2 separate regions of the Mus musculus genome follow, and region 2 is linked to region 1. Evidence: chromatin contacts called from ENCODE Hi-C or POLR2A ChIA-PET data. All regions are on one chromosome and are shown on one strand. The core of a region is the stretch at or near the end of the contact, and the rest is flanking DNA. Distances in the headings are between cores, read along the strand shown.

Region 1 (4,721 bases), core at 2,017-4,516:
ACAGTACAGATATCACCAAAATCCAACTTAGTGAACCAAGGAGTTTTATTGAAGTTACATACAGGAATGTGGGTGAGGGTGTTACCTATGGGAGCCGAAGCAACAGTAAAAGCAATCCCATTTGCTAGTCCTTACACACATCCCTTACCAGTAATCCCAGAGACCTGGCAAGACAAATTCCCTAGGCACCCAGGTGAGAGGGAGGCTACCCCAAGTCTGACTTTAAACTCTATGTTCTATTTCCTGCCAAGTCACAACACGCTTCGCCATTCACACAGCAGCACAAGGTCAGCTATGAGGAAGCCCTCCCAGAAAACTCCGCCCAAGGCTCTTCCCCCTGGTCCACCGCCCCACAGAGAGGTGTGGCAGGACCTCATTCAGTTTACAAGCACCAGTGTTCTCTCTTCCTCATCTCTGGCTCCTACATGTATGTCTCTGCTATGATTTGTATCAGCTGGCTGTTGTTTAGCACATGCTTGCCTGCTGGTGAGATTAAGTGTATCTGAGAGTCTGCTTGTGTGTGGCACTGAAGCTTCGGCCCCACCCCCAACCCCCAGTGACTCACTGCGCTCCGATTGCCCCTCCCCTTCCACCTCTCTGTACACACTGTTTATTTCACACCCGAATAAAAGAGAAACTCTCATTCCTGTTCTGAATCACCAAATGGAACTAGACACTCTGACCTGCAGACACTCAAGTGGCCTCTAGGGGAAATCCATCTAAGAAATGGCTCTTCGCTTAACACAGCATGTGGCCCTTAATAAAAAAAAAAAATTCAAGTGAGAAACAGCAGGGTCTTAGCTAAAGTTTGCGTGGAAAATGTCTCTGTTACATGCTCGTGTTCAATAAATGTTTCCCCGTGTACTTAGGAATTATTAATCACTATCTGACTTAACACAGGATTACTCATAGTTAAGTACCATATTAGCACTCAGAAACCTAACCTTGGATAGTGATTACCGACAATCCAGTTGTTTCCCAAACCTATTTATTGAGCATCTACTGTGAACATGGCCTCATGGTGATGAGAGGAAAAGATTGGGATGTGACAGTCCTCAACTTGTCTTTGCTACAAACAGCATGGGGGCGGGGCGGGGGAGGGATATGCTAATGAAACATCCCTGTGAGCCAATGCGGCTTCAAGTACCATTTTCACTACGTAAATGTGAAGCTCCATTAGACACTTGCTATGATGAAGCCAATTAAACTGTTAGAGTAAAGCAGCCAAGAGGACTGACTCACTAGGCTATTTTCAAACCCTTCACAATTTGACCTCTGCTGGGGGAGACGTTGCAGTGTGTGTGGGATCAACCAGAACAGCCTGTGGAAAGTTCACAGTGGCTCTTGGCATCCAGGACAAAGCACACGTGTTCTTGTTTTAAAAATGCATGAAGATTTAGCCCTTTGGCTTCTGAGGATTTACTATAAGGAAAATTCTGGACACACACACACACACACACACACACACACACATAGATCATATACCCAGAATGTATGAGAGAAACCTACGTATTAATTTAGCCTGAAGACATTGGCACTTGAGAAGTAGCTACTAATATAGGTTATCAAGATCTAAGACAGACGCTCCCAAAAGATGGATTTAAATTGTGATTTGTTTTTACTGATTTCATTGTTTTTTACATTTTTATTACAAAGCAGCCAGAAACATAAAGCAGAGACCAAATTGTTACAAACAACTAGGTAAGTTAAAAAAAAAAAAACACCAATTGTTTTCTATATAAAGGTCATCTCTTCAGCTACCATGTGAACATCTATCATACCAGGAAATTTTCCTCTCAACACACTCATTGCAATTGTCTCACTCCATTCTCCAGGCATGTTTAACCCTTGGGCGTGTGTTGTAACATTTTATTAATAATGTGCTTTCTCTAGAGTATATCCTCTCCTACCCCTCAAGATGTAACTCTAGGGAGTAGTTGGAATAAAAACCTTTTCCACATCTGCACAGCGGGATGACCTCCAAATAAATAGAGGTACGGGTTTCTGAGGGGAAATGGCAAAAGAGTAGACTGCTGGGAAACACCAGTACCTCAACTGGTTCATATCTGTCAGTAACGAAAAATTTGCTTTGTAAAATAGTGGCCCAGATCGCAATATCTCTTTTAAAAACAGGATTATATTTATTTAGGGGCTATTTAAAAAGAGATTGGAGGTTATTTCTGGCAACGTTTTCCTTCAGAGAAATTTTAGCAGCAGGAAGGAAGATCAAGCCAGTATTTGCTCTTGAGTCTGAAGGGTGCCTTCCAGGGCTGGCCGTTTTTCATGCAAGCCATAATTAGTTGGCCAGTTCGCTGGATGGGGACTTCTCTGTGAAGAGAGAGACAGGAAGGTGTTGACAGAGCTGAGTCCTGCCAGGAACTGCTTCAGGACTAACTACCTGGAAAGTCCAAATGGGAAATCCCTCCTATAAAAGAAAACCCTATTAAGGATAATAGAGTTCTAGTGATTGAGACAGACTAGCTGTCTCCGCCGACGCAGTTAATAACGACTCAATATTCACCTGTAAAGAAGCAAGCTAACCGCGAACTAGGGGCGGATCCTAACGCAATGGATAGAGAAAAAAAAACCCTAAGCTGGGGCCTCTAGGACCCTTGCAACACCTGTTGAACGCTACAGCCTACAACTTTACGAACTAAAGACTCCCGGATTTAACCTTAGGAGATTCTAGAGTCGGTGGAAATGCGCGTGTATGCTTAAGGTTTCCATCTTGCCTTGTCAACAAAACTGGTTACTAATTATTTATGAACCACAGAGCCGAAAACAAACTTTCTTACCTTAAGCAGTTAAGGAGAGGCGGGCAGAGGGGGGAGGCTGGCTTTGAATTGAGCCTCTTGGTACCTGTCCCTGCCCCCTGCTTCCCACCCTAAGTGGCTTTTTAGAAAAGTCAAGGTCGCACCCCTCCTCTACTTGGGGAGGGGGCACACCTCCCACTAAAACAATGTTGTAGCATCCAACCCGGGGAGTCCCAGGAGCGCAGAGCTGTCTAAGCACAAAGACTGGGCTTTCAGTCCAGCCCTAAGCCAAGTCAGACCCAGGAACGTAGTGACACAAGGGCCCGGCCAGGCAACCACACTCTCCAGGCGTCCCGGGCTCCCTACGCTTCGGGATGCCTGCGGTGGGGCTCTGGAAGGGCAGCGGGCAATCTTGAAAGCTTCTGTCCGGGCACGCAGTACCCCTCTAGCACCCTCGGAGGACCCCCGAATCCCGATGTTTGGGGTGCCTAGTCCTCTCTCTTGGCGAGCAGCTCCGGGAGCCCACCGTCTGTCTGGCTGCAGCGGTTGGCAGGACCCGAAGCCCAGGGCGGCAGGACCCGGAGTGCGCAGGACTCACCTCCCCGCGCCCCAACCCCCGGGTGCCTGCGCTGCGCAGCCTCGCGCGGTGTCGCGCCCGAGCGTCCCTCCCTGCCCCGCGCGTCCCCAGCGCTAGCGAGCAGGTGACCAGAGCCGCGAGCCACGCGCACGTATTCCCACCCGAGATCGTGCGTCCCCAAGCGCGGTGGCCTCTTACCTCCGAGCGGGCCGGGGCGGCCCCGCCAGGCCGGGCACCGACTGGGCCGGGGAGACGCGCCTCCCGCCGCCGCGGGGAGCCGGGGCGGCAGGCGGGCTCGGGGAGCTTCTCCCGGGCGGCGGCGGGAGGCGCTGCTCTCGCCGCTGCCGCCGGGGTCTCGGGGCTCCGCGGCCGCTGCGCGGGTCCCTCGGGTCCTGCGGAAAAGCCCGCCGCTCGCGCCGCAAACTCTTGGGCGCGTAGAGCTGGGGACCGCCGCCACCTCCCCGCCCCGCTGCCGCCTCCTCCTCCTCCCTCTTCTCTTTCTCCTCCTCCTCCCGCTCCCCTTCCTCCTCCTCCTCCTCCTCTTCCTCTTAAGCCTCCAGGCTCCGGCGGCTACCCGCTCCCCCCACCCCCCTACGGTCCAAACCCAGTGTGAGCCGCGCACTCAGCGCGTGCCGCAGGGACGCGGACCCTGCGACCCCCCGGCGACTCTCGGCGGGGCAGACACCGGTGCGCCCCCAGGGCCTCTGCGAGTCCTGCGGGGCTGCTTGGGGAGGGGGGTGTGGGGGTATCGACGTGGGGGTCCGGCCAGTCTGGTCCGGACTGGGCGCGGTGGAAGGGGGAGACTGTGCTTAGTGCGGAACCTGGAAGAGGGGAGGCGAGCTTGACATTTGAGGAGCTGCCGGCCAGGGTCCTGCTAAAGTTGTCACTAGGGGGGTAGCAAAGAATCCGTGCCCCGGGTAAATGGGAATCATCTCAGTGCCCACTGCCACTGTGCTGTCACGGGGTGGGGGTGTTTGCTAGAATGTGATTGTCTTGTCCCCCTCGCCCACGCCGACCTCTAAGGGCAGGCCTCTGCGCTTCCGTGACTCAGGTTACTGGGGACGTGGGTGGGTGAGGGAACACCAGGTGAGAAGAAGGGTCCTGGGATGTGAGAGTGAACGCTGTTCGTGGAATATAGCAGCGGTTGCTAGGGAGGAACGCTCGGTGCCTCCTCCAGGGCGAGCTTAACTGGTCAGGAAAATGGGTCAAGGATCGGCAAGAACCCGCTAAATGTCCCCTTGTAACCCCAGGGCCACAGGTCGGGGGCTGCGGCCAGGAGGCGCCCTAGGAGCAGCGCCGGGCCTCTCCCTCCCCGCCCCCACTGCCCTCTCTCCTTTTGCACCAGTGCAGGAAATGTTCCACTGACCTACATATTTTTCCAAACATACGTG
Region 2 (5,418 bases), core at 1,308-3,807, 35 kb before region 1:
TGGGGAAGCTCAATTTGGCAGCTGTGGTTAGTTTTTTGGACCCTGAATGGCAGACATTAAAGTGACTTTCTGCTCATGCAGCACTTATGTGCTCATGGTGACTGTTCACCATGCTGTGTCAGTCTTGCTGAAAGTTAAACTCTTTTGCTTGCTCTCTTGTTTGGAAGGGGGGGTGCATGCCATTTCCAAGGAGGCTTTTCAGGGTACCAGATCACCCGAACAACTGGGCTCTGCCATCATTTCACACCCCCTCCCCAAGCACCACTACACTGCTCTGTGTGGGTTGTGCTCCCTGATAGAGAAGTGAACCCAAGACCTTGCTCACTGCAGAGGGCTCTGCATAAGCTGTTATGAATGCTGCCAACAGGTAAGGTAAGCAGAGTCCTAAAGAGCTGATGTTTCTAGTATGACGAGGACAGAAGCTGGAGGTACACACAGTGAGTCCATACAAGGAAGATCTCATTTGGAGTGACTGTCACCTGCACCTTTCCACATAAAGCCTTGATTCAAACAAGCACAAGGCCAAAAGGCCTATGCGTGTGGTAAGAGTCGGGTAGGGTTGTCATAACCTACACACAGCTCGGTCCCAGCCACAGCCATACATGGGAGCAGTCCTGGCTACTCACTGGCCATTGTCTACACATCCTACACTGTAGGGGCAGGGTCAGTGGCAGTCTTTGATTTAAAATAAAAATGAAGCCAAGGGACATCAAACACTCCCACTGTAGATCGGCGTCAAGAATGGAATCTGAAAACAACATGATTAACATCAGCTGTTTCTGATTTAGAAGGAAAAGAAATTCAGTAAGCATCACCCCAAAACAAACAAATCTACGTCCACGGAGAGGACAGAACCGGATGCGTGGAAGCCAAATGTCTCTCTTTTAGTCTGAGAAGCGGTCTTATGACTGAACCACTATGTGTTCATGAATGATGTATTGACTCAGTAGCGGTTCTGGCTTTGGTCCTGTGTATTAGTCCATTTTCTGGTGTTATAGCAAAATACCCCCATCTGGATGGTTTATAAAGAAGAGAGAGTTATTCAGCTGAGTTTTGGAATCTGAAAGTCCAAGGTTAGGTGGCCCCATCTATTCAGCATCTAATGAACTATTCCCAGCTAGGTCGCGGTATGAATGACGAGCAGAAAAATGAACCATTTGTCTGCAGATGAAACTAAGCGTGAGAGGTAACTTTGGTTTAAAAAGAAAAGGCAACCGACTCTTGGAAGAGCTGAGTCTCTCCTTGAGGCCATCATGAATTTCCTCCAAGGATAACGTCACCATGACCCAACCACCTTCCACTGTATGTGACTTCCTAAAGGTTCTACAACAACATTACTCTACTGTATTCTAGCATACAGTACTGTGTGTGTGTGGGGGGGCACATTCTAACATATTCAAGCCATAGCACCTTCCTGGATTGAGGTGAATCCTTCTGTCTGTCCACTGAGTTGTGAAAATGCGGTGGTGGTAGTATCTGTTATGGACTTTAATTAATATATTTTTATGTACAGTGGTTGACAAGAGATCCCTGTTTGGAGATTTTAAAAATAGTTTTGTTAGATTTATTTATGTTATTGTCTGGTTATTACTGCTTTGCTTGCTTACATGTATGTAGGGGCACCACATGCAGGTGTGGTGGCCATGGAGGTCAGCTGAATATCCCAGAACTGGAGAACTGGAGTTAGGGAGGCTTGTGAGCTATCATGTGGGTGCTAGGAATTGAATCCAGGTCCCCTGCCACACTAGCAGATACTCTTGACTCTTGAGTCATCTCTTCAGCCCACTGAAGACTCTTTTTTGAATGTATGCATATGTGCATGTCTTTGTGTATTTGTGCACATGAGTGCAGTGCTCAGGGGAGCCAGAAGGGGGCGTTGAATCTTCTAAAGATGGGGTTACAGAGCTGCTGTGAGCCACCTGCAGTGGGCGCTGGAGACAGGGCTTGCGTCCTTTGGAAAAACAGTAAGTGCTCTTGATTACTGAGCCATCCTTCTAGCCTTTGGCATGTTTTACTTTTCAAAGATTTGTATTTACTTTCATTGTGTGGTTATGAGTGGTTCTACCCACACCTATATGGCTGTGTACCATGTACACAGTGCCTTCTGTAGTTACAGAAGGTTGTAAGCCACCATGTAGATGCTGGGAATCAAAAATAGGTCCTCTGGAAGATCAGTTAGTGCTCTTAACGGCTGAACCATCTCTCCAGTCACTCCTGAGTCTGATTCTAATAACTCCACTAGTCTTAATTTTGTTATGTACCTTTGATAGCAAACAGTTTTAATGCTACGTATGAATACACGTATGCATGTGTTCTTAGCACCTGCAGAGGTCACCGAACACACATATGAAATGTGACAAATGCAGCTCGATGCCTTCCCAAGTGTACTGGAGTTAGGTAACCACAGGATGCTACCAGAAACTAATCTATTTATATTCCTCTTTCCTGATAAACACATCAAGGGCTACAGCCAGAAAATAGGCCCCGGGGCTTTAAAATCTGCTGTGAAATGCCAAGTATTTGCCAAGTACTGAATAAAGAAAGCAAAGGGAGTACAACTCTGCAGCACTCGCTATTCAGGAGGAGCTGATTTAAAACCTGGGGGCAAGAAGGCTTGGTCCTTCTTCACAATAAGCAAAAGCCCAGGTTCCTGTGCCCACTGCCCCTCCCATCATGACCTGGCTACCTGCAAGGATCACAGGCCCAAACTAGAAATCTGAATCACTCCTGTCAAAACCTGCTCCTTCCTTCTCTGTATCTCTTGTCTCCACACCCCACTGCTGTTTTCCACCCATCACTGCTCTGCTGGTTTTTTAGCTTTCTACCTACCTTACAGGCGTCTGCATTTTTCTCCTACACCATCACTCTCAGCCCTAGCTTCAGTCCTGCACCCTAGCCAAGCTTCCTAGGAGTCTGTTTCTGTCTTCAACAAATCCTCCGAGGCAGCAACAGTCAAATATTTGAAATACCTCCCTGGCTAGCTACCCTCTAGCTCAGCATCCTCAGGTATACAACTCTTTGCTGAAGGGAGCCAGGCAGGCTCAAGGGCTGGAGCAAGGATAGATTAGAGAAAACTGTATAGGTTCAAAGAGCAACAAGGATGAATCAGAAGTCAGCTGAGAAGGATTCTTACTGTCCAAGGAAGGGGCAAGCAGAGCATCAAAGCTGTAATTATAACTTACAGAACAACACAGGGATCCATCCATACACAGTGACTTAAAGAAGTAGATAGATGGATGGATGGATGGATGGATGGTTATGGTAGACACTGAACTCATTCTTCAAGTGGACTTCCAGTTTATGAAACACGTGAGAGGAAGATGGGATTAGAAATTGACCATTGGGCAATCACTATAGTCATGGTGCTTCAAATAAGAAGTATCAAAGGATACTAGCTAGTGACAAGGTTAAGTGAGAAATAGTGTCTTTATATAGCCTTTGACGCATCAGGAGAGGAGTTCCACGGGAAAACTTGGCAGATACTGCTTCAGTCCGGTGAGCAAAATTATCACCTCCAGCCAGGGCACCAGCCAAGTACATGGTCTTTGAATACACTACAGCCTTCTGATATTCCTGCCGCAAGGACTTTAATCCACTCTAACTCAGCAGCGCACAACAGACAAACCCCAAGCAAAAGCCACCCTATGAAGCAATGACTGGTTACTCTTCCAACTGTTTAGGTCATGAAGAGACTGAAGACAAGATAACAGAATACAAGGTAGATGCTGGACGTTGGATCTCCTAGGGACACGATGGAACATCCCAGTGGGATCTGAGGTCAGAAGCAAATCCTGTCCTAATTTAGCTTTCCATTTTGAGAACCATGCGCAGACACACAGGCTAGCTGCCTGCCCTTAGGCACCATCAGTGGGATCTAATGTCAGATGGTTTAATGAAAATCAGTGACACGGACCTGAATGGAAACCATAAGGTAAATGTGATCCTACATACCGGGGGTTCCCGTGGAGGGTAGAAAGAAGTAAGTTGTCCTGTTCTTGGTTCCTTAAACATGAAAGAATTCAGAACAAAAAATGTTCCCCCGACCAGCTGACCTTGGCCACTGACCCAAAACATCTTTGGCACAAATCACTGAAAGGGACATCAGACTCCTATAACTCAACTGTCCCTTATGTCACTTTTTCTTTCTTTGATAACAACTATTTTAAGTTGTTTTTTTTTTTAAAGCATGTGTATGTGGTTTGTGTACTGAGTGCAGGTAACATTTCAGACCAGAAGAGGGAGTCAGATCCCCTAGAGCTGGACCTAACAGACCGTTGTGAGCTGGGTACTAGGTACATGGTAACTAGGAACTGAACTGGGTCCCTCGGAGGAGCTCATAACCAGTGACTTGTCCCTCCAGACCTTGGAAGGATTATAAACATGTTTTCTTTTCTGCTGGCAAAAGTCTTCTTGCCCCTCTCCACAACTCAAGTCTCAGCTTACATGTTACTTCCTCTGCCCCAGACAGGATCAAGCTTCTCGCCACAGGTAACATTCTACAGTTGTCCATTTAATGTTCCCTCATCCCCACCAGCCGATAAGCCAGTGGGTCTCAACCTGTGGGGTTGTGACCTCTTGTGGGCGTTACATATCAGATAGTTACATTAAAATCCATAACAGCAAAATTACAGTTATGAAGAAGCAACGGGATACGTTTATATCATAGTGACACAAGGAACTACGTTAAGGGGTCTCGGCATTGAGGAGGTCAGCAAGCTGCTGAGAGAGCTCTGGGCTCTGCTTGCTTCCCCCCATCTTCATTTTCCAGGTCCAGGGCCCAATTGCAAGAAGGATCTCACCTTCAGAGACACTCTCACCTGCAGAGACGCGACCGGCTTTCTATTCTTAGATAGTCTTTCCGAGTAAACAAATTGATGTTATTATTTGATTCTTAATACCTGATTTTCCCTAAGACCCTGATCTTGCAATTTGACATTTTCTTTTAAACGAAATATGTAAGTGTTTTGGGAAGATCTTCACAGAGACCAGGGCTGCTATATTTAAACACAAGCACAACTGCAGAACGAGCACGGGCGTCGTGTGAAGTGATGGCCCTTAATGACTTAAAGCAGCCGATGCCAGTAATTAGGACTATTTTCATAGTGCGGAGAAGATGATTTTTGGAAAGTAGAGTAGGGAGTAATTAATTTCACATAATAGTCACACTGGGACCTATTGTGAGCTCTGACATTAATGATGTATTTCTTTTCTGTAATTAATTTTTATGCTCAGTTCTGGGAGCCCTCCACTGACTTCTTCAGAACAGCTCCTCGTTCAACACTCTCAGTTCTCCCAGCCCCATCTACCCTGGCTACTCTCTTTAAAGATAGAGGACACACAGACAACCAGAAAGAGATACCCACCCAGCCAGATTTTAGTCCGGCCAATGCTTTCGCTACTCAGGAAGGTAATTATAGT

The links. A loop is a pair of places that touch in the nucleus more often than their neighbours do. ChIA-PET counts read pairs that join two places held with the same protein, here RNA polymerase II (POLR2A).
Region 2: a map of heart shows a loop between it and region 1 (8-fold over the local background). The contact joins the enhancer-like site here to the promoter of Npas2 in region 1. A Hi-C loop is called at or near these places in 1 of 37 maps with a recorded cell type or tissue (heart). POLR2A ChIA-PET finds 5 or more read pairs at or near these places in 1 of 5 experiments (Patski).

The regions. Positions count from the first base shown.
Region 1 is chr1:39,192,817-39,197,537 of GRCm38, reverse strand. It overlaps Npas2 (neuronal PAS domain protein 2), which reads right to left and starts at 3,266. Exons shown (of 21, transcript NM_008719.2): 1 at 2,796-3,266.
Region 2 is chr1:39,226,692-39,232,109 of GRCm38, reverse strand. The region is part of intron 1 of Npas2 (neuronal PAS domain protein 2); the gene reads right to left. Among named protein-coding and RNA genes, the nearest start is that of Npas2, 35 kb to the right of the region's middle. Within about 2 kb of position 2,557, at least 1 of the 3 ENCODE cell types and tissues checked has a DNase peak (open chromatin) inside an H3K27ac peak, as active enhancers do.